Regions from separate parts of the Mus musculus genome. Here region 1 is linked to region 2. The links are chromatin loops, found by intact Hi-C in ENCODE. Cell type or tissue: gastrocnemius. All regions are shown on one strand. Each heading gives the region's core, and the rest is flanking DNA. Links, peaks and the distances in the headings are about the cores only. Region 1 overlaps Prkca (protein kinase C, alpha). Region 2 overlaps Prkca (protein kinase C, alpha).

The links. A loop is a pair of places that touch in the nucleus more often than their neighbours do. Peaks named below come from ENCODE experiments on the same cell type or tissue, not always from the same donor. Only the 100,000 strongest peaks of a DNase experiment are listed, where the experiment ranks them.
Region 1: it touches region 2 in a loop (2.3-fold over the local background); 3 of 42 quality-filtered maps call a loop at or near these places.

The regions. Positions count from the first base shown.
Region 1 is chr11:108,205,078-108,217,743 of GRCm38, forward strand. The region is part of intron 2 of Prkca (protein kinase C, alpha); the gene reads right to left. Among named protein-coding and RNA genes, the nearest start is that of Gm11655, 38 kb to the left of the region's middle. In gastrocnemius, for the core only: a CTCF peak has its summit at 7,719 (motif pointing right); a DNase peak (open chromatin) is centred at 10,598; H3K4me3 peaks cover 856 bases; H3K27ac peaks cover 2,463 bases.
Region 2 is chr11:108,024,178-108,036,843 of GRCm38, forward strand. All of the region lies in intron 5 of Prkca (protein kinase C, alpha), which reads right to left. Among named protein-coding and RNA genes, the nearest start is that of Mir7223, 34 kb to the left of the region's middle. In gastrocnemius, for the core only: a CTCF peak has its summit at 6,968 (motif pointing right); DNase peaks (open chromatin) are centred at 4,431 and 6,976; H3K4me3 peaks cover 815 bases; H3K27ac peaks cover 3,670 bases.

The sequences.
Region 1 (12,666 bases), core at 2,858-10,857, 180 kb after region 2:
CTTATCTCTGCGAACAATTCAAAAGAGACGCCATAATACGCTAATTACCTCTCTTTTATCAAGAATGTTGGAAACTAAGAAAACATCAGGGACAGAGGAACAGCGCATAATTACAAAGGAGGGGGCCAGAAGCCTCCAGCAAGGAAATCTGAAGATATCCAAGGGACTCCAAAGCCACAGGTGACTGTGTTGAATAACTTGGAAGGGGACGTTTTCTTTCACACAAATAAGGACATTAAGGCAACCAGGGTGGCGGAAAAGCAAAGGTAAATTAGCAAATGAAAAGAAAAAACATTATCAATTTTACCAGACAAATACATCAAATACATGGCGGCCCTCAGAACCCACAGGCCAGGAAGCACAAGGCCTGCAAATGTTAGAGCAAGCACAGTCTGTGGAGTGCATGGCAGTACTCAGGATTCTAAACTCAACATGTCTGGGCTTGGGGTTGTTCTTTTTACTTTTACTCTTTCCTTTCCTCCTTTTTTGACTGTGTCTGGGTGTTTTGCCTGCGTGTACGTCTGTGGGCCATATACAGTAGAGTAAAGGAAAGGGGCACTGGATCCCCTGTACTGGGAGTCACAGATGGTTGTGAGCAGCCATGTGTGTGCGGGGAATTGAACCTGAGTCCTTTGGAAGAACAGCCAGTCTTCTTAACTGCTGAGCCATCTTTCTACCACTAAAAATGCTGTTTAATATACTGTCACATGATGCTTTAAAAACACTTGCAACTATTTCCTGATGTTAAAATATGTCCCAGTTGTTTCTGCACTTGGGCAAATCTCTTCAGCACCCAAAACACTTTTTATGGGGTATCTCTAGGCTGGTGTTTACTCTTTTCTGTTTGCTCTGTTGGTTTGTTGTTGTTGTTGTTTTTTCCCTAGCATTCATGAATTATTTGGTGAAAATATCATACTTTACATGATGCTCACAGCAACGCCAGGCACTACAAGATCCCATAGTGCTTTGCAAACCATCAGAGTGGAGTGTTGTAGACAGAACTAGACTTGCTTTGGGGTGTAAGTTTGCCAGATATTTATCTAAGGTAGATCTCCACTTGGCCACAGATTCTACAGAGAAATTAGAAAACATAACTCAGGAACTTCAGGATGGTTGACCTCAACATGAACAACAACCCAGAGCAAAGGAAGGAAAACCTGAGTTCCATCTAAACGTTGTCAGCGGAACCCTGCTGGGAGACCATGTACCTCATTGCACACAGAGCAATGAACTCAAAGGAAACACAGATTTGTGTAAAGATCAGTGCATGCAGGTATTTATGAAAACTCAGAAACTGAGTTTGAAATTTTGAATTAGTGTATACCCATCAGAAGAGCTAGGATGTAGGTAAACATCTAGGGTGGAGAGAGAGAGAGAGAGAGTACAAAGTAGACAGGAGTCAGTTTTAAAATGATACATTGTCATACAAGCAAAATACTATCAGTAATTTGCTTTATTTTGAAAGATGATATTGTTACTATATAGTTTTCAAACAAATTCCCAACGAAAGATTTGAAAGTATTCAATTCCTAAAGGAAGAACATGGCTAAGTTGGTAAAACAGATTCAAGCAAGAATTGAAGTCCATCAAGAGCTGCACTCTAAAAGAGGTCTGTGAATGAGAGGATGGAGAGACTCCAGGGTCTCCTCAATGGGAGGATGGAGAGACTCTAGGGTCTGCTAAATGAGGAGATGGAGCCACAGCTGATGCACTTCCTCTGCAGGTGATGCTTGTACAACACCAAAAACCACTGAGCACAACTACTTCCCATAAGCAAGTACTCGCTATGAGAAAATATTTCAAAGTTGCTATTGTCAATAAGCTAAAACCAGTGCTGGAGGCATAGATCAGCAATAGGGTAAAAGGACTTCCCTATCAATTCTCAGAACTGCCCAAAATAAAATAGACAGAGAGCGCTAAAAATGAACAAAACAAGCCCTAAACAAAATAATCATGAACAGGCTCGCTAAGCATACTCCCCATGATTGAAGGGCGACCCCTTATGTTTTGTCTCCATATTTTAGATAACTTCTATTAATATTAAAATGGAATTTATCCATTTTGAGCTTTTGGTAGGGTGGGGGTATTGCTGCTGGCTAACTTTCTTGTTGTAGTATGAATCTATGACATGGCTCTATCTCTGGGTACCAGGAAGATGCCCCCAGGCCCCCAGGGAGCATTGGATATGCTGCCTGTTGGGCCTGGCAGGCTACAGGGTCCTTGTCCCCGTCTAATGACCTGGCCTTGAGTATCCCAAGCTCATAAACTTACTGCTCTCAGCTCAGCGGGCACACAGACAGGCTGAGTGTCCTTCCTCCAAAACACTTGAGACCAAAAGTATTTTGAAATTCTGATTATATTTTTAGAATATTTGCATATCTGTAAGTTTTCTTGGGGACAGAGCCATATCTATGAAATTCAATTTTCATATACACCTGATGTACATGTCTGAAGACAAGTTTATTCAATATTTTGATACTTTTATACATCAAACAAATTTCATGGTGTGTGATTTTCCATTTGTGGGACAGATCAGTGTTCAAAAAGTTTCAGATTTGGGAACGTTTTCAGAATTTTAATTTTCAGATTAGAAAAGCAACCTGGTCTTCCTTCCCCCTTCCTTTAGATCAGAGCAAGAGGGTTTTTCTTTTTAAGTACAGATCCCTGCATGGTATTCCCAAATGATTGGTAACTAGGGACTAGACTAAGGGGAAAGATATCCGGGATGTTTTTAGTGAAAACCCAAGGACAGACAGACAGCATTCAAAGACTGCTGGAGGGAAGCAGGCTACTGCATATGGCCCATGTAGACAGATGGAGTGGGATGCTTCACCTTGCTCTCTTACACAGAGAGAAAAGATGCAGTGGAAGCCTACAGGCACCTCTCCTGGACAGAGAGGCAAAGATAGAGGGAGACAGCCATCCCCCCTTACCTCCTCCTCTCCAGGTTCCCATTTTCCAAAGGCCAGGCACTAGGAGTCTCAGCTATGTGTCCCACAGATGAGGTCACAGAGGATCTCTTCCTCCATTCCACTGCTTCCCTATGAGCCCAGGGCTGCCCATAAAGCAGGCAGGACAAGAGTCCAGTTCATCCAGGACATGGGATAGGGTAGAGGACAGTCACACCTAGAAGTGACACTCAGATAGACATCCAGCCTGCCTCTCTCTCCTCAGTGCCAACAACACAGAGGCTCCCAGTGTGATTCAGGACATCTGCTGAGCAAAGGACCAAAGAAAATCATGGTGTCATCTAGTCCTGGGAAGGTGGGACACAGGTAAGATGAAACAGGACAGGCTGCCTTGGGAAGGCATTTTCCCAGCATCCTTTGCATCTTCCCCACGTCACTGGGAATGATTCTACTCTCAGCCCAGGAATGCACCACACCACCACACCACCACACCACCACACCGCCGGATGCCACGAATGTGAACCAGGCCCCTGAGGTGTAATTAACTACCAGGCAGGTGGTCTGAAAAGCAAAAATCACATCCTTTCCGCATGTGACCTGAGAGGGAGCTGAGTTTAGGAGAGATGAAGGCTTCACCGTTCAATTTCCAGATGATAATTTCCCAAAATGATAAGGCATGTCCTGTCTGACCAGATAAGAAGAGAAAGGCAAGACCCAGAGCTGGGCCAGGGTGATCACTACCAAGACATAAGTAATAAAGGTGGCTCTCATTCCAACAACTGGTTTACAGTACAGACATGTAGAGGGAAGGGAAGGGCCGACAGCCTCATGAAGACGAGGCACAGCATTAGCAATGGAGCATGGCTGTCAGGAGATCTGAGAGGAGAGAAGAGGCTGCTATAACAAACATGGTAGTACCTGAAATGGGGAAAGCAAGGAAGAGCCTTTCATTTAGGCCCAGACTGGCCTAGAATTCACTACAAAGCCTAACCTGACTTTAAACTTAGTAATCCCCCTGCCTCATCCACTACTCTCCAAATGCTGGGATTATAAGCATGCAGGCACATACACACATGGAAACAGAGACAATGTCACCAGCGGCGGCGGCGGGGGGGGGGGGGGGAGGGGGCGGGGGGGGGAGGGGGCGGGGGGGGCGGGGGGGGGGATCGAGGCCCTTGAAATTATATTGTCTACTGCTAGACTGCTAGACCTTGATTGGGCATATGAGAAAATAGGAATCAATAATACAAAGAAACCTTTATAATACTGAGTGTGTTCACACTAGTCTTCAAAAATGATTTTTTCTATGTGTGTGTGTTATTTACATTCAGGCAGGGAGCTCTCCCTGAGGAAGACAGCCTCCCCCCACACCCTCCCCACAGTGTAAAGCAGCAGGCAAGGTGAAGGGGTAAAGTCAGTCACAGTCAGAGTCCTGATGCAGGGAGAAGGGGAAGGGACAGGCAACAGGGCAAGGGCACTGGCCCAGCATTTAAGTCAAGGGACTAAGCTGCATGAGCTCTGGTGGGTATGGTCTTCCTGGATGATCGGACACAAACGAGGCTGCAGTGAGTGACAGACAGATCTGGTAGGGAAGAGAGGTAAGGGGCTGCCACACATCCTGTGTGCAGCTTTAATCACAGAGCTCTGGAGGCAGAGGCAGGTGGATCTCTTGAGATTAGCCTGGTCTACATAGTGAGTTTCAGGCCATGTTGACTGTGAATAGTTGCTTATTTATATAGTTTCAGTCCCTGCCAAAATAAATAAACAAATCAACCAAGAAAGCAGTCATGCTTCAGGGCTTGACTTCATTCTGGAAGAAAGCTAAGTCTACCTCATTTACCATCTCAGTTAGGCAAGTAGAGACACACAAGGTAGATAGCAGAGGCTGCTGTTTGGGGACAGCAGTCAGGTGGAGGCAGCTAAGGCCTGTTATGATCTCAAAGGTAATTTCTCTGGGAACTGAGAAGACCTATGGTCATTCCCCAGGCAACCTTGACTATTCAACAGCTTTACGGCTGGAAACCTACAGAGACCCTAAAGATGTCTCTTTTCCAGAAACTTCATTTGCCGGATGAAGATGGGTATCTGCAGGCCAATGGCTCTGCCTGGCAATGTCTTTTCAGTTCAGAGCTGTTTGTTTCCTGTGACTTAACATAAACTATGCCGGCTCTTCACTTCTTTCCAACAGCTGAACGCTAAGCCTAGGAAGGAAATGCGAGGTCATTTTGTAGAAGTACTTAATAATGGATTTCTGTTCCCTTGACAAAAAGAGAAAATTGGAGACGTGCTAATAGGATTCACAGGCTGGCTATAAATAGTGACTCATAATTTCTACCTTGTTACCATCATGTAGCAAACCCAGGATATCGGCCCAGGATTGAGTGCTCCACAGATCTGACTTCCGTCCTTCTAACCACGGCCCCTGGAACCGAACAACAAAGCAGGACCTCTAGAAGGTGCTTTGGTTTCCAGGGAAGTTGCCATGTTGACTGTGAATAGTTGCTTATTGATCAGTGGAAGTGACAGGCAGAGTTCTCATCCTCCTGTCCCGTCATCGTTCCTCACTAACACTCGTAGGCAGTTCACCACGACCCCGAAGTCACTCTGTCACCAGAAACCAAGTCCAACTTTATCATTACAGCTCTTCCTGGCACCACACATGATGTAATGGAGAGTGAGTGACCTAGTATTAAACGCGCTCCTTGAATGGATATAAGAAATCACTGGGCTGGGTAAGGTGCCTACCATGTGACATAAGAACCTGAGTTCAGATTCTCAGTACTCACACAAATCCGGGGAATGGGAAGGGACACCGAAGGGACAGAAAAATCCTAGGCGCTTGCTAGCTGGCCAGTCTAGTCAGTGAGTTCCAGGTTTACTGAGAGACACTATTAATATCCAAGCTGGCCACCTCCATAGGCTCTCAGAAAGGAGCGAGCCATCCGGTAGGGTAGAGTCTTAATCCCTGGTGCCACCTGAGAACAGAGGTCAAAGGCTGTTTGACACACCAGAGCACCTGGTCTTAATTAGTGATGTATTGCTTGTTGAACGTCCCCCACAATAAACCTCACTCTTGGGAAAGGAACTGACAGAAAGGATAATTTTGAGGAAATTAAGTGTTTGTTCGTGTGACAGACACCTGTGATTGCCATCTTGAGGGGATCTAGAGTCACACAAGAGACAAGTGTTGGGCAGGTCTGTTGAGGGGCGATCTAGATTTGGCTAATAGAATTTACATTAGCTGTGGTGTTAATTGCACAGGGCAGGGTCCTGGACTGGATGGGGAAGGGGAAGCAAGCTGAGTGACCAGCATTTGAGTATTGACACACAATGACCAGCCAACCTGAGCCCCTGCCGAACTGACTTCACCACGGTGAACTGCGAGTCCTAAGGAATAAACACTTCCTTAGGTTGGGTTTTCAGGTGTTTGGCTGTGGCAATGAGAAAAGTAACTAGTGTAGAGTCAGCAAGTGAAAAATTACTCTTGTTTCAGGAAGGAGAGAATCTGTTCTGGATAAGGCCAAGGAAGGACTCGGGGGAGCTTTGTAGAAATGGAATTAAAAGCACACGTCAGTCTCACACACAACTCAAAGGCCAGGAAAGATCTGGAGCAGGCTGCCTCCCCCCCTGCCTCAGACAGCCTACAGGTCTGTCTACACACTCACTGGGCTCGAGGTGTGGGTTGCCCATCCATCCCTCTGCAAGGAGAAAGCTGACTTGAGGACTCCCCCTGGAGATTGATCACGCTTGCTTCCTCTTCTACTCAAGTGGATAAACATTTGCTTCAGAGGGGCAGCTCATTGCCTTTGCTTGTCTCTCCGATAATTAAACCCTGGAATGTCAAGTCCTTCAAGGCTGCTTCAAAAGGGCAATCCTTGGTATTGAAATGAAGGGCTTCTGATGCCCTTTAAGTCTTGAGTTGTCCAACACCTGGGGAATTACCGGATTTACACAGGGCAGGTCCCCAAGGCCGGGCAGGCGCGACCAGGTAGCTCCAACTGCTGCTATGATTCTGCTCTGTAAAAATGCAAACTGGTTTGGGCTCATTATGTAGCAGCCCAGAGATAGGTCTGGGGAGTTTCTCTGGTACCCTGTGCCTGTGATGCAAGTTTCCATAGCCTCTTCCTGGCCTAAGCACCCAAATCAGGCCCTTTTCCAATTCTGCGAAATGAAAGAAACACGTGAACACATGGAGCAGGCATATGCGTGGACGGGGGATGGCGTGCTGTCTCTACCCAGAAGAGAAATGACTTCCGGTTCTGGGCCAGTTAGGTTCTTTGCAAACTTCTGAGCATGTGTGATTCCTGTGGCTCTCTTCTCCTCACAGGTCTGACCATCTGGCTTCAGGGTACCTCACACCCATTCTCAAAGTTTTTCTCTCCCCTACAAAGCTCCAAATACCTGTTTGATAAGTTATAGACTTTACCCCAGTGGCTTGTGTGTTCACATTTCAGAAATAAAGCCCCAGGGACTCCACATCACATCCTTATCCTTACAGCTTAAGTAGCTGCAGACGGCTCCTTGTCCTCCTTCCAAACAACTCCTCAGTAGCACAAGTGACAGAATTAGGCAGCTTGGGAGGCAAATAAATGTGAAAAGCCTCACAAAGATTTTGCAGCCAAATTATGCTAATTTCCAAAATCGTATCATTAATACTAACTCATAAAATTAGAATGGTAGAACAGTTGCTTAGCAGATAAGTTAGAGATGAATATATTTTTCTTCATTTGTTTTTAATTGTGTATGGGTTTTTTTTTCTTACAGGTGTTTCTGGGTACATGTGCCTGCAGTGCCCATGGAGGCCAGAAGAGGGGGTTGGATCCTCTGGGATTGGAGTTAGAGTCAGTTGTGAGCTGTCACGTGGGCACTGGGAATCAAAGTCACGCCCTCTGGGAAAGCAGATGGCGCCCTCAACTACTGAGCCACCTCCGCTTTTTAAGATTCATGCGAAGGGTGGGAGGGGGGCACAGGAAAGCTGTTATCTGATAGATGGGTTGTGTTTGTTTTCATTATATTTTATTTTCTCTAATGAACATTAATCACTTAATAATTTTCTTTTCTTTTATAAATTTGGTGTCCATCACACCTACTCCTACATTAAACAAATCACTACCCTGGCTATGAAGCAGCAAGAAAGGAATGGGAAGATGTGTTCCTAGCAAGCCCTGGTAACATAACAGGCTTTGTCTTCAGCAAATATGTTGGTAACAAGTAGATACTCAGAATGCCATGGGTAGGCCGAAATATAATCTGTCTGTGGCCAGATACAGTGTGGGAGGGGAGGGGTGGGGAAGGGGCAGATTGGGAGGGGTCTTGAAAGTGGTGACCACAGGAAAAAAAGAGAGAAACCATAACTATGGAGACTCCCTGGCATTTTGTGGTGTGACATTTTCTGTCCTCACAAGGCACCCCACCATAGTCTGTGGCCTTCTTGCTTGGATTAAGACCAAATCGAAAATTACAGCCCAGGAGGGACCTGGGCTGAGTTATATTCCCTCCATGCTTCCTCGGGGGAGAGACAGCAAAGCATTGGAGGAATCTGGAAAACAGAGAAATGGTCCTCTGGGAGGTAAGAGGGAGCAGTGAGTGGGATACCCGCTGGTCCCCACTCTTCTGGACTCCAGGGAGGGTCAACTCTTACTTCCAGCTTCCTACCATCCCTCGCAGGACCAGCTCAGGGTAGGTGCTTTGTCCAGCCACAACTCGGATCTGGATGCCTTGCAGGGCCTTGCTGCATCCACTCCAGGTCAGGGTGATGTTGGGACCGAACCAAGTAGAGGAAAGTGCTCTTGTTAAAGTCAGATATCAGCTGTCTGCCGCTCATGTCAGTGTTGGGCCCTGAGCGAGATGTCCACTCTGGTTCGCCATGAAGAAAAGTGCATCTTCAGAAGCGTACTGCTCGGCCAAATGCAAGCCACTGTTCTCAGATGTGTTCCTGGCAGCCAGAGATGTAGCCTGCCCTACCAAATGAGAACACGGAATTCCTCCGCTTCTGAAACAGCCATGTAGCTGCAAGAAGTTTTGCTTTGACTCACGGACAACAAAAAGTAGCTTGCTTGCTTTCCGGCTTGCTTATTTTCTTATACATCACCTTTCCTTGCAGTTAACTATGAGGGACAAACCCAGATAAAGCAAAAGCCCATTCTATATCGTTGTCATTTTCTTAAGGCCAAAATACCCAACAGAAAATATATATTTATTTGATTAACTTTGTTGTTTGAGAGGCATCATGTCTTCAGCTTGTATTTTAGCTGAGCAGAAATATGAAAGAAGCTGAGAAGGAATGTGGGAACAGCAAGCTAGCATTCTCAAGAGCAAAGGTGTCGCAGCAGGGAAGAGAACAGGGAGGGGAGGAACTGGACAAATGCGCTCTGCAGAGCAAAGGAAGCATCCTTTATTATATGAATTTGTATTTGTTTGTTTTTATGGTGCCAGGGACCAAACCACAGTCTCCTCAGTGCAGGGCAGATGCTCCACCACTGAGAGACCATCTCAGCCACCATTTCTCATCTAAAAGTATGGGCACTGTTTCTGATAGTTACTTGAGCTCAAGAAAAAATGTTCCCCTACGTGTTGTGCTCACTATAAAGTAAGACACCACTGATTCTCTTGTTTACAAATGAAACTGGGCTTGTTTACCTTAAGCCAACCAGGAATGTTGTGCTATATTTAATAACTATTCCAAGTAAAATCTGCTGTAGTAGCGTGCAGTGGGGAGACAGCAAGAGGGCAATGCCTTATTCAAGCTCCTTGGTGTCGCTGAACCTCGACTGTTCAAGGTAATAATGATGTCCAATGCTAGGGTCTAAGTCTATAAGGTATTCTGCAGTTTAAAAACCTCCCCACACCATCTCTCACCAGCAGTTGAGATGGGTGGTCACCCTCTGCAAGTTGCTCAAAGGCGGGAGAATGAGAAGACTTGCTACACCTATGCAGAGAGCCACCATTAGAACCCAAGTTCAGAGAAGCTAAGGAGACAGCGCACGACCACGCGACCAACCCTCTCTTGCAGTTTCTGTTTGGGTGCTAGTGTGGTTTTACTTTCAATTCGAACATTCCTTCCTACAAGGAGAAACGAATTACTCTCCAGCATCAAATGCCAGCTAACTTCAACCTGAGGACATGAGTCATCCCCAGCCTCTTTTAGGAAGAAGAAGGGTTAAAGTTTGAATTCCCACTGAGACTTTCCCTCCTTGACCCCTGTGGGAGGGAATGCCCCAGGCCAAGCTTTTTCTAGTAACACTGATCCAGGTCCCACTGTTGTCCCCTGCACTGGAGAGACGAAATAAGGTCAACTTCATTTAAAATCTCAAACATCTAAATCTTTGTGCTTTATGGAAAAAAAAATGATGTCTGAATTTTAGTGGGAGACTTATCAGTTCTCAGCAGCATGGGTTCTATCTTTGATTTATTTATTTCTGTAACGTTCAATGTAGCAAACTGAATATGAATAATAATTTGCCAAGAAGTTTGTCCCGTGTTGTGATGAATGCGAAAGAACCTGGAAGGGAGAGGCAGCTGCTTGCTGTTCATGTTGGAAACTTTCCAGAATAACTCAGAGGCCCCCTGTCCCCCAAACTCCCTAAGCAATTGCCTAGGAGTCCAGCGAGGGCTTCCAGAGTCGGAGAGCTTGCCAGTAGCACATGACGCATACACAGGGCCTCTGGCTGAGCTTCAAGCTCTCAGTCACTCCATGAGGGACCAGTCCCCACCTCTCTGCTCGGCTGCCAGATGTTTCCTCCACCCACACAGAAATTCTTTCCACATGTGCAGCTTGATTGCTGAAAAAGTCTACCCATTGACCATAGAGAAAGGTACAGGCTTGCCCCAGAATCCTTGCGAGCGTGAGGGACAGGGTTCCGCACACAGCAGTGAGCAGTAGATGCGCTGTGTTTTCTCAGGTTACAGAACTGACAATGGTTTCCTAGCACTTAGTGGGGAGAGTACTTGCCGCACAAGAATGGGGACCCGAGTTTGAATCCCCAGATCCCAAGAAAGAACCAAGAGACAGACAGATCCCCAGGACTTGCTAGACAGATCAAATTAACAAGCCTCAGGGGTACTGAGAGAACTTGTCTCAAAAAGTATGGAGGAGAATTATAATCGAGGGCATCCAAAGATGACATTTAGCCTCTGCACACACCTTCATGCTGCCTGAGCGTGAGTACCCACCACAGGCAAACACTGGGCAGAACGGCTTCCCATTGGAGAACTGGGTGCCTAAGGCAGAAAAGCAAGGCAGAAAAGCTGCTGGCTTCTTACTGAGGTCATTGTGGTGTCTGGTGTGCTCTGTAGTGTTTCCGGTATACTCTGTATGTGTGTCTGGTGTGCTCTGCATGTGTTTCCGGTATGCTGCTGTATGTGCGTCTGTGTGCTCTGTATGCATGTCTGTGTGCTAATGTCAAATCTTACACAATAAGAAAGTGCTCAGCACAAATACTTCCAGAAACAGTTTAAATGTGTCTCGGTTCAGTGAATTCGCTCCCTTGTGTAGGAAATTGAGATCACACACTGGAGGCAGCTGTCCACCCCTTTGCTCATAATCAATGTCCGCGCTCTGCACACACATCAGTGGATCAGCTGCTATGTTTCCTCCACCCCAACTCTTAGAATAAGTCAAATTTAGGAGACCTTACTATTCAGACACTGCACAATGATACATGTGTCATAGAATCACACAGTACCCCAAATATTTATAACTTTGATGGTTCCATGCATCAGTTGAAATTAAATTTAGAGACTGGCAAAACAAATGTGCAGTTAAAAGCACTTGCCCCCAAGCCGCACAGCCTGGCTTCAATCCCCAGGATCTACATGGTAGAAGGAGAAAACTGATTCCCACAGGTTCTCCTCTGACGTCCACTGTACCGTGGCCTATGTGCACATACTGAGCTTGAGGGTAATGGATCTATGAGGCCTTGTTTCAAAAATCAAACCAATGAAATTATTACTATAGTCATATAGCCAAGGTCATGACCATGACTTCGGGCACAAGGGTCTTATGTGCACACAGTCAAGTCTACAGTCAATGATACTCGTGGGTTTCAGTTCATCACCCTGCATGGTCACTGGAGCCAAGCGAGCCCACTCCTTTAAACTTGCTCAGAAAACAAAACAACACAACTCTTGGTATAGGAAACAAGCCCAGAGCAAGTGTGAATTTTTAAACAAATCAACTTTGTGAGACAGGCCTGTAGCCCGTGAGCTGGATGGAAAACCTGCACTCATGAATGATTCATCCCTCGGACCTGCGGATGGATTACTCAGGGTCCCCGGGCAGGTTCTTCCTGCACGTGTGCTGTGTAACACTCACAGGCTTTGCGTGAGCTGCATGCTTCTAGAGTGAGAGAATAAAAGGTCAGGAAACAAGCACAGAGCAAGACTTGGGCCCTGAAAGAAAGCTAACACGCCCCAAATAATTATTTGCTTTAAAACTCTCTCAAGAGAGGCAGATCAATAACTGCACTAAAAGCAAATGGAGCCCCCAGAGTACAGCTGGGTGCCCCTCCTTGCCTCTCTACATGAACAGGGAAGAAATGGACAGAGAGGTGGTGTTTAAAACTGACAAATTCTCGCTAACTGAACACTAGAATAAGCTAACAGAGTAAGAATTAAGAAAAAATGAAACCCACCAATACTTTAAAATAGCTTTATTATTTATTTACTTATTTGGTGTGTGTGTGTGTGTGTGTGTGTGTGTGTGTGTGTGTGTGTGTGTGTATGTTTTGCTGTGATGCTGTGTTACTGTGTAGCCCTG
Region 2 (12,666 bases), core at 2,398-10,397:
CAGGGTTTCTCTGTGTAGCCCTGGCTGTCCTGGAACTCACTTTGTAGACCAGGCTGGCCTCGAACTCAGAAATCCACCTGCCTCTGCCTACAAATGTCTTAATATAAATTTATATTCTCTATGGCATTTGAAGACACTCTTAGGCCCTAGCGGAAAGATATCTGTAGACTTCACAGACCAACTCTCTCAGGACAGTGACAGCTGACTTCTCTCTTCACATTGGGACACTGCAGATTGTCATCCCTGTAGAACACGTTATCCTCCCAGGCTGGTCTCCCTCTGCCTGGCAGATGGGAAGAGTCTTACACTATGATCTGAACGCTTGTGATTCCCCACCCAATTAATATGCTCTAATTTCTAGTCCCCAGGTGAAGGTACTAAGAGGTAGAGTCCAGAGAGGTGATTAGGTCAGGAGAATGGGCCCCTCATGGATGAGATTTGTGCCCGTATAAAGTAGGTTTTAGGGAGCTTGCTAGCTTTTCCCACCGTGTGAGGACCCAATGAGAAGGCATTATTTCAGGATCAGGAAATGGGTTCCCCATGGGTACAGCAGCTGCCAGTTTCTTGAACTTGATCTTCCCAGCCTGAGTCCCACATTCCTGTTGTCTATCAGCTACAGTACCATGTGACAGAGGCCTGAGTGGAGCAAAGCCACCAGGGAGTTGAGAGTGACCTAGACAGTGTGGAACAAGAACCTGCTGGGGCTTGATATTGGGTAAGAACTGCAAATGAGGGTGCTGGTCCAGGGTGGTCACGTCATATTCTCCTTAGTGTGAATGTGAGTCCTCCATGAACTGGCACCCAAGAGCAGTCAACTCTGTCCAGATAGAGGCAAGTGATTCTTTCTTCAAGCAAGTGACAAGGTAGAGTTGACACTCTGTAGAGGAATGCATTGGACTGTGTGATGTGAGGCAGGAAGAGATGACATCCTCCTCTCGGGAGCAGGGTACCACTGAGAGATTTCTCATCAACACTCCAGTGGCACTTGGACTCTGTGTCTAGAGGTCTGATCTTGAAACTAATAATAGTCTAATAGCCAGAGTATCCCACCATTCACTTCAACAAATACTTTTTATTTGCTTTTTATTTTTATTTTGTGTTTTTTTTGAGACATAAGCTTGCTACATAGCCTAGGCTGGCCTTGAACCCGCCATCGTCATACTCTGCCTTCCCATGGCTAGGTTTACAAGCAGGTACAAACACATCATGCTGTAGTCTTCAGCATGCTCCATCCTCTGATTTACCAAGCCAATAGTGGTATAACTTCAGAGCCGACACTGGTTTCAACTGACTGGTTAAGGAAGTCAAATATCTTATTCCACTCAACCTGTCACATGCAGGACTGACACATGATTCCCAAAGACTCACGGGTTACTCTCCTCTCGACTGTTTTGAACACCTACCACCGAGCATAGCAGCATGGGGAAGTTATCTGCCACACACACGGGTCTCCATACAACCTTTGCCCTGTGATTCTGGGTTCATGCTGTCCCATCCCTGGGCACACCCTATCTGGAACACAACCCTGTTCTCTGGCTTTCCAGCCTCCTGCTAGCCCTGTCTATCAGATCTCCACAGGCTGACAGAAACACGGGGACAGGGACAAAACACTTCCTCCCCAGGCATCTCCCCAGGGTCAACACAGGGCAAGGCAAAAGCCACGCAGGCCAGATTCTTGGATTCTGACAGGAGCTGGAGTGGGCAAGGCCTTTCGAGGCTCTCACTTTGAGCTGCAGTTCACAGAGTGTCCATTTGGAGGGACTCCAACACAAGGGAAAAACCAAACAGGCCTTTTTCCAAGGAGACTCAATTCAGGCCAAAAGGAGCCAAGTGCTTTCCCAGAAGACATCAAATGATTTGAAGAGTCTCAGAGTGCTCAAAGACTAAGGGACATAAAATGTATTGTTAGTTTTCAGGAAGAAAATATGCCATGCAGGGCCATTTGCTCCACATTTCTAGGGCAACCATTACACATGGAGCTTTGCTGGGTTTCACCCAATGAGATGCAAAGGCATCTTCAGCAAAGAACAATTGTAGATGAGGCATCAACAAATGAGACGTGGGTCACTTGGAGGGTCTTGGCTGTCTGGCTTGCTGCATTTGCTCTAATCACACTGCACCAAGCTTGCGGATGCTGTCTGTGGTCACGAGCACGGACTCTGATTTGATCTCATTTGTGCTAATAAACAATGACTCACAAATTCTATGATCTTAGTTTCCTTATGGCCAGAGTCAAGGGCAAGAAGAGCGAGCAACACTGAGAATATACCCACCTTGTGTGACCACAAACCTGAATTCAAGGACTTAAGAAGTACATTGTTTAAAAACACATTCACTGAATGTTCTGCTGTCTAAACCCACTACTTTGTCACAAGGGTGGCTTTCTGCCCCAGTAAATCCAGTGTCCCCAAATGGTGAGTCAGCAACTACTCAATCAAAGTCAGCTAAAGAATTTAATGAGCGTGGTATGCACAGTCAGTTCATGCTCCCTCCTTCCTTCCCTCCCTCCCCCTCTCTCTTCCCCTCCCTCCCTCTCTCTCTTCCCCTCCCTCCCCCTCTCTTCCCCTCCCCCCCTCTCTCTCTTCCCCTCTCTTCTCCTTTCGTCCTACTCTGTCTCCTTTCTTCAACTTTGAGACATAGTCTTACTGTATAGCCCTGTTTCCCTTTTAATATAGCCTCCTCTTGCATACACTAAGTACTCCAATAACACGTATGTTATCTGCTAATATTCTATAATTCCAAAGTAGATGACTGTGAAAAATATTTGCTAGTTGTGGGAGACAGATAAGATCTGCATATAAACATAGGGAGGCATTGATTTTAAGAAATAATTACTTCTCATTGTAGGGACAATGCATAGTCATCATAAAATAATTTAAATGCACAAAGTATAAAGGCAAAGATTAAAGGCAATTGCACTTCCACCAAAACAGAGGATTGATGCTGACATACTGTTATGCTGATTGACAATTGCTCTCCTGTAAAGACATCTATAGTATAATATTGATTGTTTGATTATAATGTTGGGGATAAAGCCCAGGGTCTTGTATATGCTAGGTAAGCACATTATCATTGAGCCATATCTCTAGCCTGTAATATTTATTTTTATAGAATTCACATAACTTTATGGTAGTTAAAAATTCCTTCTTAATAAAAGTTACCAAAGTAATTTTTAAAAAGCATTTTTTAATGCCCAGCATTCTATTTTGTAGCAAAGACTTTAAAATAAGTTCAGTTTGTACATTTACATGGTTTAAAAATTCCTCATCTTTGTATATAACAACTGATTGTCTTCATACATAAATTTCTGCTTTTCTTCTTGGGCTGCATTCTTAGAAGGAGAGTAAAAGATATAAAAACCCTTGCCAAACTGCTCCCCCCAAAGTTGTATCAAAGTCCTACCAAAAATCATATTAAAGATAAAGTGAGAAAAATAAAGAGTAACATTGTAAGTTTGATTTTTTTTTTTTTTGAGGCTTAACAGTCTTTATAGCTATTGGGCCATGTGAATTTCTTTTTCTCTGACTTAATTCTCAATTCCTTTAGGGTAGTAAACAGGTTTCTTACTGGCTAGAGGGAATGTTTGGATGCACATGACAGTGGTCCTTCTCCCTGTTTGCCACGCTCTGTGTTTAGATTTAATTCCGTAGGCTTCTAGAAACACAAAGGAGTCTATCTTTTCACACAGTCAAAGCTACCAACATGTTTTCTTTCCTTTCTTCCATTTCTTTTAGGCTTAGGAAATCCTTGCCCTCCGTGAAGGTAGTTAAGTATTCGCCTGTGTTTTCTTTCATTATTTTGTTTCCTTTTTTTAATAATTAACTTCCAGATGCACTTGAAATTTATTTTGGTGTAAAGCACGAGGGGAGATCTCATTTATTTATTTATTTTTCTTCCAAACGTTTAGACAATTTTCCCAACAACGTCTGTGGAATGAACCACACCTTCTCTCTAGTCCTGGAAGCCTCTGTTTATTTATAAGCAGGCTCCAATTTCAGGGTATCTGCTTTATCACATTCAATTCCCTGTTAGTCCCTGCAGCAGCCAACATTCTAAACTGTTTCAAGTTTCCAAGGTATTTTAGAACCATCCACATGTCCCACACTGTGCTTCTCAGAGCAGCTCTCTGTCCACTGTCGAAAAATCTCTGCACTTCTGTACTCATGGATCTGTGTTGGTTGCAACTCTTCATTGCTGTGACAAAATTCCTGACCAGAGCATTTACTTTTGCTCATTGGTTTAGGGTACAGTCCATCACGGTGGTGAAGTCTTGGAGGCAGAGCCAGAGGCAGCTGGCCACATGGTATCTGCATCCAGGAAGCAGAGGGAGATAAATGCGGTGCGGCTCACGTTCTCCTTTTTCTTTGGCTCAGGACACTGCTTTTCTCTTTAGTTTTGGAGACAGTCTCTCACTGAAGCTGGGCTCACTGATTTGACCCGGCTGATTGGCTATCTCCTACCCACATGTCTCTGTTGACCCAGCTGATTGGCTACCCCCTACCCACACGTCTCTGCGTCCCCAGTGCTGGGCTAACAGGAGTGAGTCGTTCGTTGTGCCAGGCTCGTTAAGTGGGTGCGGAGGGCCAGAACTCAAGTCCTCACGCTTGCACAGTTAGCACTTTATGGACTGAATCACCTCCGCTGCAACAGTCCAGCACGCTCTTGAAAGTCCCCACTCAATGGCTGCTTCTTTGCAAATGCCGTCACCCCTCTGCCTCCTTGGTTCTATATTTTTTAGTCTTTGGCTACACTCTGCTTCGTTTGCATTTATCATTCCCATAATGGTAGAAAATATAAATGACGTGTGTATTCTACTGCTCGCCTTAGAGACCCATGTCAAACATTCTTACTCAGCCTTTCTCTGATTATAAAAACAAGGTATGAGACGGTGTCTTCCGATAACCCCCACACCCCCATGATCAAGAAGAATCTATCATGCTGTGTTCTAAATTGGTGCTACCTTCTATACTAATCTCTGGTCCTGTGCCTATTAAATTACCTGGAGTCTGCGATCTCTAATCATGTTATAACTCTATATGATTTGATTTCCGCCATGCTGGGCTCTTCATTGACTTCATCTTGCTGCCCTCTTTGGGGTGCCTTCAGCCAAGCCAGCTTTTCTCTTGTAGCTCCCATGATTCTGAGGGAGAGGTGTTTGTTTCCCTTCTTTATAACCACTCAGTGTTCCGAGTTCCCTGGTTGCACATTTCCTCTATTGGTCTTCCTATGGCAGAGTACATGCTTTTATTTTGACTGCTTCGTACATGTATCAGGTACCATGGCTGCTTTCTGTTCAGTTCTCCTCCTTTACCCCAGGACGAAGCGATTATTCGCGATGGTCCTCCATCTTGTTCTGCTTTTTGCCTTCCGTGGCACCCATCGCCATAGTTTCCTCGCATTGCCTGCATCCCCCCGTTTCTCTGGCAGCTCTGATGGTTTTCCTATACTTTCTCTTGGGACTTTTGCTGCCAGGGCTGCAATCTATGTTTCTTTGCCAACATTTGAATTTATCTGCCTTCCTTCATCTCGTCTGCCTCCTCATGCAACAATTCATCATTCAACAATCAGACAAGAACAAAAAACCGTTTGTGTCTGCTTTCTTTCTATATCTACCTTTTTATTCAAACAGCTCAATGACCTTGTTTTACAGAGATGGCATATTCTTGTTTTCTACTAAAATTTATGTGGAAATGTTCAAATACATTTTGATAGGCATATTCTTTCAGCAATTCACTGCCTTGTGTGCTCTGCTGGTCTCTTCTCTTTATCACCCCTACTATAGATAGTTCAGATTAATTTTATTTAAGAAGTTATTTTTAAATTCACGTTTGTGCTTTTGTGTGAGTATATGTCACGTGTATGCAGGTGCCCACAGGGGTCAGAGGAGGACATCAGATTCCCTGGGGCAGACGCTGGGAAGAGAGCTCAGGACCACTGGGGAGCAGTCGACACTCATGACTACTGAGCTAGCTCCCCCTCAGCCTTGTAACTCATGCACTATCAATGGGTCATCTGTTATGTGTATGTTTTCTTTCTCTGCTCGCCCTCAAACGAGGGAAGCTGCATCAGGCTTGGTATCCACACTCATATACCAGGTAATCTCTGATTTTGTTACTAAGGTTTGGCCATTACTCTCCCAGAATTACACTGCCACAGAGGTTGTCACCTACAGATGTAATCTGTTAAAGTCAGCCCTTTTGTTTTGCCTTTATGAGTTAAAATCTACTTGTAGGTTATATGGAAGTGGGGATTTTGGTCCTTGAGTTAAGCAAACCTCTGTAGTAAAGGGCACCTCTGGCCCAGTGAACTCCCCAAGGCCCCACATTTCAAACACCATTAACACATGACTTTGGGGACTACATATCCAACGTGTAACTTTTGAAGAGTTCCTTGAAGGAGACCAAGGGTCCCAAAAGGCTTTCAAGACCAGCCTGTTCCTGGCATAAATATATTCAAATAAGAAGAGGCTCCAAGGCAAACACCATTAGTGCCTGAGACTGGCCCACAGGGAAGTGCCGGGCATTTAATTGAGTGCTTTTAAACAGGCATATAGAAGTCTCTATCTTGATGCAAGGCAGCAAGCCTAGCCTGATGCCACTGAACATTTGTCTAACCTTGTACAATCTTGTGTTCACCAGGCAGTGTTCTGAGTTCCCTGGGGTCTGTCATGGGGGAGACAAGGTCTACGTGGGTGGATATTATGTAGCCTATAGGTCAGCATTTTAAATGGCAAGACAATAAATTGAGTCCATTGTAATTACTCTCTCCAGGATCCTGGCCACAGAGAAACTGCTCAGATTATCAACAAGTAACAGATAATTCTATTTTTTTTTCTATAAATCAATAAACTGGCATCTTGCTAAATCATCCATTCAAGATGACACTGGACTTGTTCTCCAGGGACCTAGCCTTTCCTGGAAGGTAACAGAGTGGACGAACCCTGGGAAGACATGCTGTACCCTCTCCTGCCTGCAGAGGCCACTGCCTCCTGATCTGTTTTGAGTAGTAGAGCGAGCCCTAGCTTTAGTAACCTCCCTGTCGTCCTTCTAAACGTGGTAGCTTGTTGCATTATTATCTTTCGACTTAACCGATTACAAGGCTGGGACAGGTAACAACCTGTCCTGTGGTGCTGTGATGTCACCTAGCCTCAGAATCATGGGGGAGCACTCACTAGCTGCACAGGTTTGTAAGCTTTCCCTTGGCCTTAGAGAATGTGACTCAAGGCGCCTGGGGTGTGTGTGACTGCGATCTCATTTGATCACAGGGTAGAAGATGTGGTGGGCGACCCAGCTAGGAGGGGACACCCAGCAGGTTTAAAGGACTGACTGACTCTGATGAAGCCTGCTTGCGTCACCTGATCTCCTCCTTGCCATTCCTACTCACACAACCCACCACCAGCTCCTTCTCATAGTGCTTCTGCTCCATAGCGCTGAGCCCACAGTCTCGCAGGTGACCCAGAACCTTCAGCTCCGTTCTCATGGAAACCCTCAGAGCACAGAATAGAAATGTCCCTCTTGAAATCAACCTCTGGCTCCACATCCACACCTTGGAAACTTCCTCAGATCACCTAAGCCTCCATTTCCTCACGGGTAACATAAAGAAAATGGGTGTCTCACTCAACAGGACATCTTAAGTATCAAGTGAACTTATGCAAAAGAAAAGAAACCAACTTGACATGCTTCTTGCCACAAAATAAACATTTATTTAATGGCTCTTGACTTTGTTATTAATATTATTGACACCATCTGAGGTCACTATGTGAACACACTTTGCACACTTACCAGGTGCCAGACACCACTTTAAGCTTAAGGATTCCAAAGTCGGTGAGGTTTGCACAGTACTAATGCTTCAATGGGAATACAACTTTCCCCCTCAGGAGCTGGTGTGTAAAACTGGATGACACCCTTGTCCACAGTGCGATTGTCTCCAACGACATCAGCACTGACAGAGTCTCAGCACGGCCTCTTATCTTCCTCCATCATAGCAGGGCATTCCCATTACCTTTGGAATCTGTCTCCAACTGGACCACAAATCGCCCTTGTTCTTGATCATTGCTAGCCTCATTAGCACAGCATTTTGGTCCCTCCTGGGGACAGCGAGTGATGTTGCGGTGGTCTGGGATTCTGCTCTTGTGCTGAGGCTGGGGTGGCATCTCCAGACCTCAAGACTCTGGTGATTTTAGGGCCCTCGGTCTCATTATAGGAGACTCCGAACAACATCAGCACTCAGGCAACGTCTACCCAAAACTAGGGAGAAACTTACCTCCTATGTTTCAAACCCTAGACCAGTAAAACTACAAACAGAGAGCAGAAGCACGCCACTGTAGTAAAGACTGGAATGCTACCCAGTACCACGATGGCCAGTGCTAAAGGAGAATGGAGGGTGGCTTTATTTGGTTCTCAGGTCCCAGAGAAAAAGGCTCTCTGTTGTGTGACTGGTCTCCTCGCCATCTTTCCTAAAGCTGGAGAGGACGAGGCCATCAACAGTGAGACTCAGTGAGAACAGGAACTTGGTTGGCCGACCTGCCCCCCTCTGTGGAGTCCTCTCCTCTCAGTCAAGATGGATTGAGCCGAGTAACCATCCAGGGAGCGGAAGCCCCTCCCGAATCCACATCCACCCTCCGGTCTGATTACTTCCCCTTCATCTGTGCTAAAAATAGACCACACCAAACCGAAATAACCTAGGAGATTAAATTAAATTAAATCGGTCCTGGCTCCTAGGCAGTTGCTAATAAAATCATAAGCATTTGATGCACGTGGCAGAGAAAGACAAAATGCTTACTGGTTCTCCCCCAGCTCCAACCTGAAGAAGCTGCCTGCTTAAGGGGAAATGTTACTAAAGGGAATCTTCCCCCATTACCCCAGTGCAGAGCAAAAAGGGGTACCTTTCAGGCTGGTAAGCTGCAAAGGCCCCTCTTTGCTGGTTTGCCCTATGAGTTCCACTTCTGATGGGCTTTTTTCTGGGCATGCTCTGCCCAAGCCAACGTATTCCTGGATTAACTCACTAGTTGTTGGTGTTACACATCTATAAAGCGTGTAGGGCCTCTCATGTACATGGGCAGACATAACTAACTGCCCTCTCCGTGGCTACCTTCACCAGTCACAGCACCAAGAACTCCATGTGCAAGGTCACTTGCAGGTAGCCATCTGAGGAACATAGTCATGAGGAGTTACAGGGAACTTGTGGGTGCATTGCACAACTCCTTACTCCTCTCTGGAACATCTTTGGGGGAAAGAGACAGAATTACGTCTCTGTACCTGTTCTCTTTGGCCATCATTAACCTGTGACCACAAAACTGAACATAAATGACAAATAGACAATGTCAGGGCTAAGAGGCCTTCACTGGCAAAGTCTCTATTGCCTCAATCCAGTTGGAAAAAAACATCCTGGACGATCCTCTTACGTGTGTGTGCTCTCGCTCCCTGACAGGGCTTATCTGCCAATGCCTTAGAACATGGCAGCTACGTTCATCAACTCCAATGAAAGGTAATACTGAGAAGGAGGGGAAATGCTTAGGGCTGAGAAGAAGTTTGGAGGTAAAACTGTATGTGTGTGCTCACGCTCATGTGTCAGCATGTACACACAAAAGCCTGGGCATGCCTATGTAGGGGCCAGAGGTCAGAGGTCAACAGCAGGTGTCTTCTCATCATTCTTTGTCTTATATTTTGAGAAGAGTTCTCCTCTTGTCTCACCACTCCCCTCTTCGAAACACACACACACACACACACACACACACACACACACACACACACACAGGGATTACAGTTTTGGAACACCATATCTGGCTTTCCCTATGGGTGTTGGGGATCCAAACTCAGGCCCTCATGTTTGCATGGCGGGCACTTTACTCACTGAGCCATCTTCCCAGTCTTTGGGTACAAAGCTTTGATTCTACAGAAATGACCAAGGTGGTGATTTACCTCCAAACCGTCATTTCTCCAGCTGCTTGTCATCTGCTGTGTGCTATAATAATCACTGCAGTGGTAAACTGTCAAATGGGGGGACCTGGATCAAACAAGAAGAAAGACAGCATTCTCGAATCCACAAATGAGGGGCCATGTATAGAATTCAGACTCCCAGGTACTTAAAAGTGGGCCCCATCCACCTCTGCACTCCTGAGTTGATAAGTTGGAGAGAGGCCCTGACCCTTTGCCCATTGGGCCTGCAGCTTTCAAACCATGCAGGAGACAAAGTTATTTTCCTAACCATGGGAGGGCCTTGCAGCAGTGATTCACGGATAAATGTACCTTGCTTTTCTTTCTCTTGCTGAATGGAAGTCGTGTAGACTGGTTTTCCTCGGGACAGAGGCTAAGAACTCAGAGGCATTGTTAGCACGTTGCTAACTAGTTCATTCTCACAGCTGGAATCCCCTGTGAAAGCAGGGTTCTGGGGGTGTGAGGCATGGGGCTGCCAAGCAAGCCACACAGCCCTCAGACAAAGCTGCTACAGTGGAGGGTCATTGGAGGCCAACGGCTCAAAACGTTGCATGGAGAGCTTTGTCTAGTACCTGGCTCTAATCAGCCAACTCTTTTTTGCTCCAAATCTGACTGGGACCCCATTCAAAGGCCTCTGGTTCCCGCAGATACACCATTAGCCCAACCTCTTCTATAGTTCATGCTTCACGGGGAGGGCTATTTTATAGACTTTAGATAAGAGGGGCAATTAACAAGGGGGCAGTTGAGCTAGACAAATGTTGCTAAATCAAGTTTTGCTTTCTCCTTGGGTGTTCCCGAGCCAGGCCAGGAGCAGGTCTGCTTGTTCAGGAGGCATGAAGGAGTCATGTCAAACTCTTGTGCTCAAGGTCAGACATTATCAAGTTGCAGGTATGAACACGGGTAAAGAGAATGGGACCCACAGAGATGGCAGGGGTCGGGCTCCCAAACTTACTTCCCATACAGCTCAGGCATGTCTTCTGGGAGTCCTGCTTTACACATTGGCTAGTCTGTTTAAGATCTCTCTCTTTTTCATTCAGGAGAACGCTCCCTCTCCTGTCTAGCCTCTTCTTTCTGCTATGATCATAGTCATCGTTTACAGAGAAGTCAAGAAACCAGAAAGAGCCAATGATACACAATCTAGGCCAAGCTTTCTGAACTGAAGAAGCCTGGCTTGCTATGTGGGGTGTGCATGTGCGTGTGCGTGTGTGTTGGGGTGAACATATAGCAAAATGTAGAAAGGAGTGTGTGATGGTCTATTTTTCTTTTTCTAAATGTGTTTTTATGCCTTGTGCAAGTGTACACGTTGTGCTTGCTCCCTCCGTGCTCCCTTGCTTTGCCTCACTCCTCCCGCCCCGCACCCCATTAGCCTCCTTAGAAAGTTTTGCTTTCGTGTTCCTGTCATACGTGCAAACACAGTCTCATCTGTCTACATAAGATCTAGGAACCACAAATGGGAGATAATATATGATATTTTTCTTTCTGAAATCAGCTTAATTCACTTAATATAATTGCCTCTGGCTGTATCCACTTTCCTTCATATGATATAATGTCTTTTTTTCCCCCCCTGCTGGAAAAAGATTCCAGTTTGCATATGCACTGCCCTCTGTCAACTTCTCTGCTGTTGGTCACTGAGGTTGGTTTCATAACTCAGCTGCTTGCTTAGAACAGTGCAGCAGACACTGGCGAGCAAGCAGCTCTGGGACATACAGACCTGGAGCCCTTTGAGCACCTTCCCAGGGGCAATAGAGATGGGCCATGTGGAAGGTCTGCTTTAGGTTTTTGAGGCACCTCCATCCTGATTTCCACAGCAGCTACACTAGGTTATGTTCCCACCCGCAAGGTTCCTGTGGTCCCGCCCCCAGCGCACCCTAATCTGTTTTCCTCATACTGCTATTCCCACTGGGCTAAAATGAACTCTCACTGTGGCTTTCCTTTGCATTTCTCTGAGCAGATAGGAAAACTGAGCCAATAAAAACTATTTATTGGCCGTTTGTTTTCCATCTTTTGAGAGTGGTCTGTTGTTTATTGACTCATTTGATTTCTTATTGTTTAGTTCTTTCAATTCTTTGTTTTTTCTTTTTTCCCCCTGGATCCCTTATCAGATTCATGGTGAACAAGGATTTCCTCCAATCTATAGGCTGTCTTCACTCCTGCAACTGCCTTTCCCACTTTCTCTGCTACACAGGGGCTCTTAAATAGCAATTATCAGCTTGTTTGGAACAAGAGGCACCTAGTGCATTAGTGGAGCTTGGGTCTGGGTGTGTCCAAACACTCCAGGAAGACCCATGGGAAACAGAGAAAGCCCGCTCATCACCCGCACTCCAATTTCTCTGCTTCCGAGCACCTGCATGGCCATGCCTTCCCCGGCCGAGACCGGCAGTATTATTCTGAACGACCACGGAGACTTCCTCTCCTAGGCTGCTTTTTGTCAGGTTATTTGTCCACCGCAATGAGAAAAGAAACTAAACCTGCCCCAGGCTCTAGATAGGCCTTCTGGCATCCCCCATGAGGCACTAGCTGTTACAACTCACTTGAAAATCACTGGCTCCCAAGCCTTGCCTGCTTCCTGGCTGCAGAGGTCATGGCGTCTCCAACTTTCTTGCTGTCTCCTTAAGAGGGGCACAATGACTCGCGGTGATGGTTGGCTCTTTATTTCCAAAATAGCTCTCATAGCAACACAGTGCCAGGTCTAACAGGAACCTCAAAACCACAGTTCTGGTGCCTTGCTACA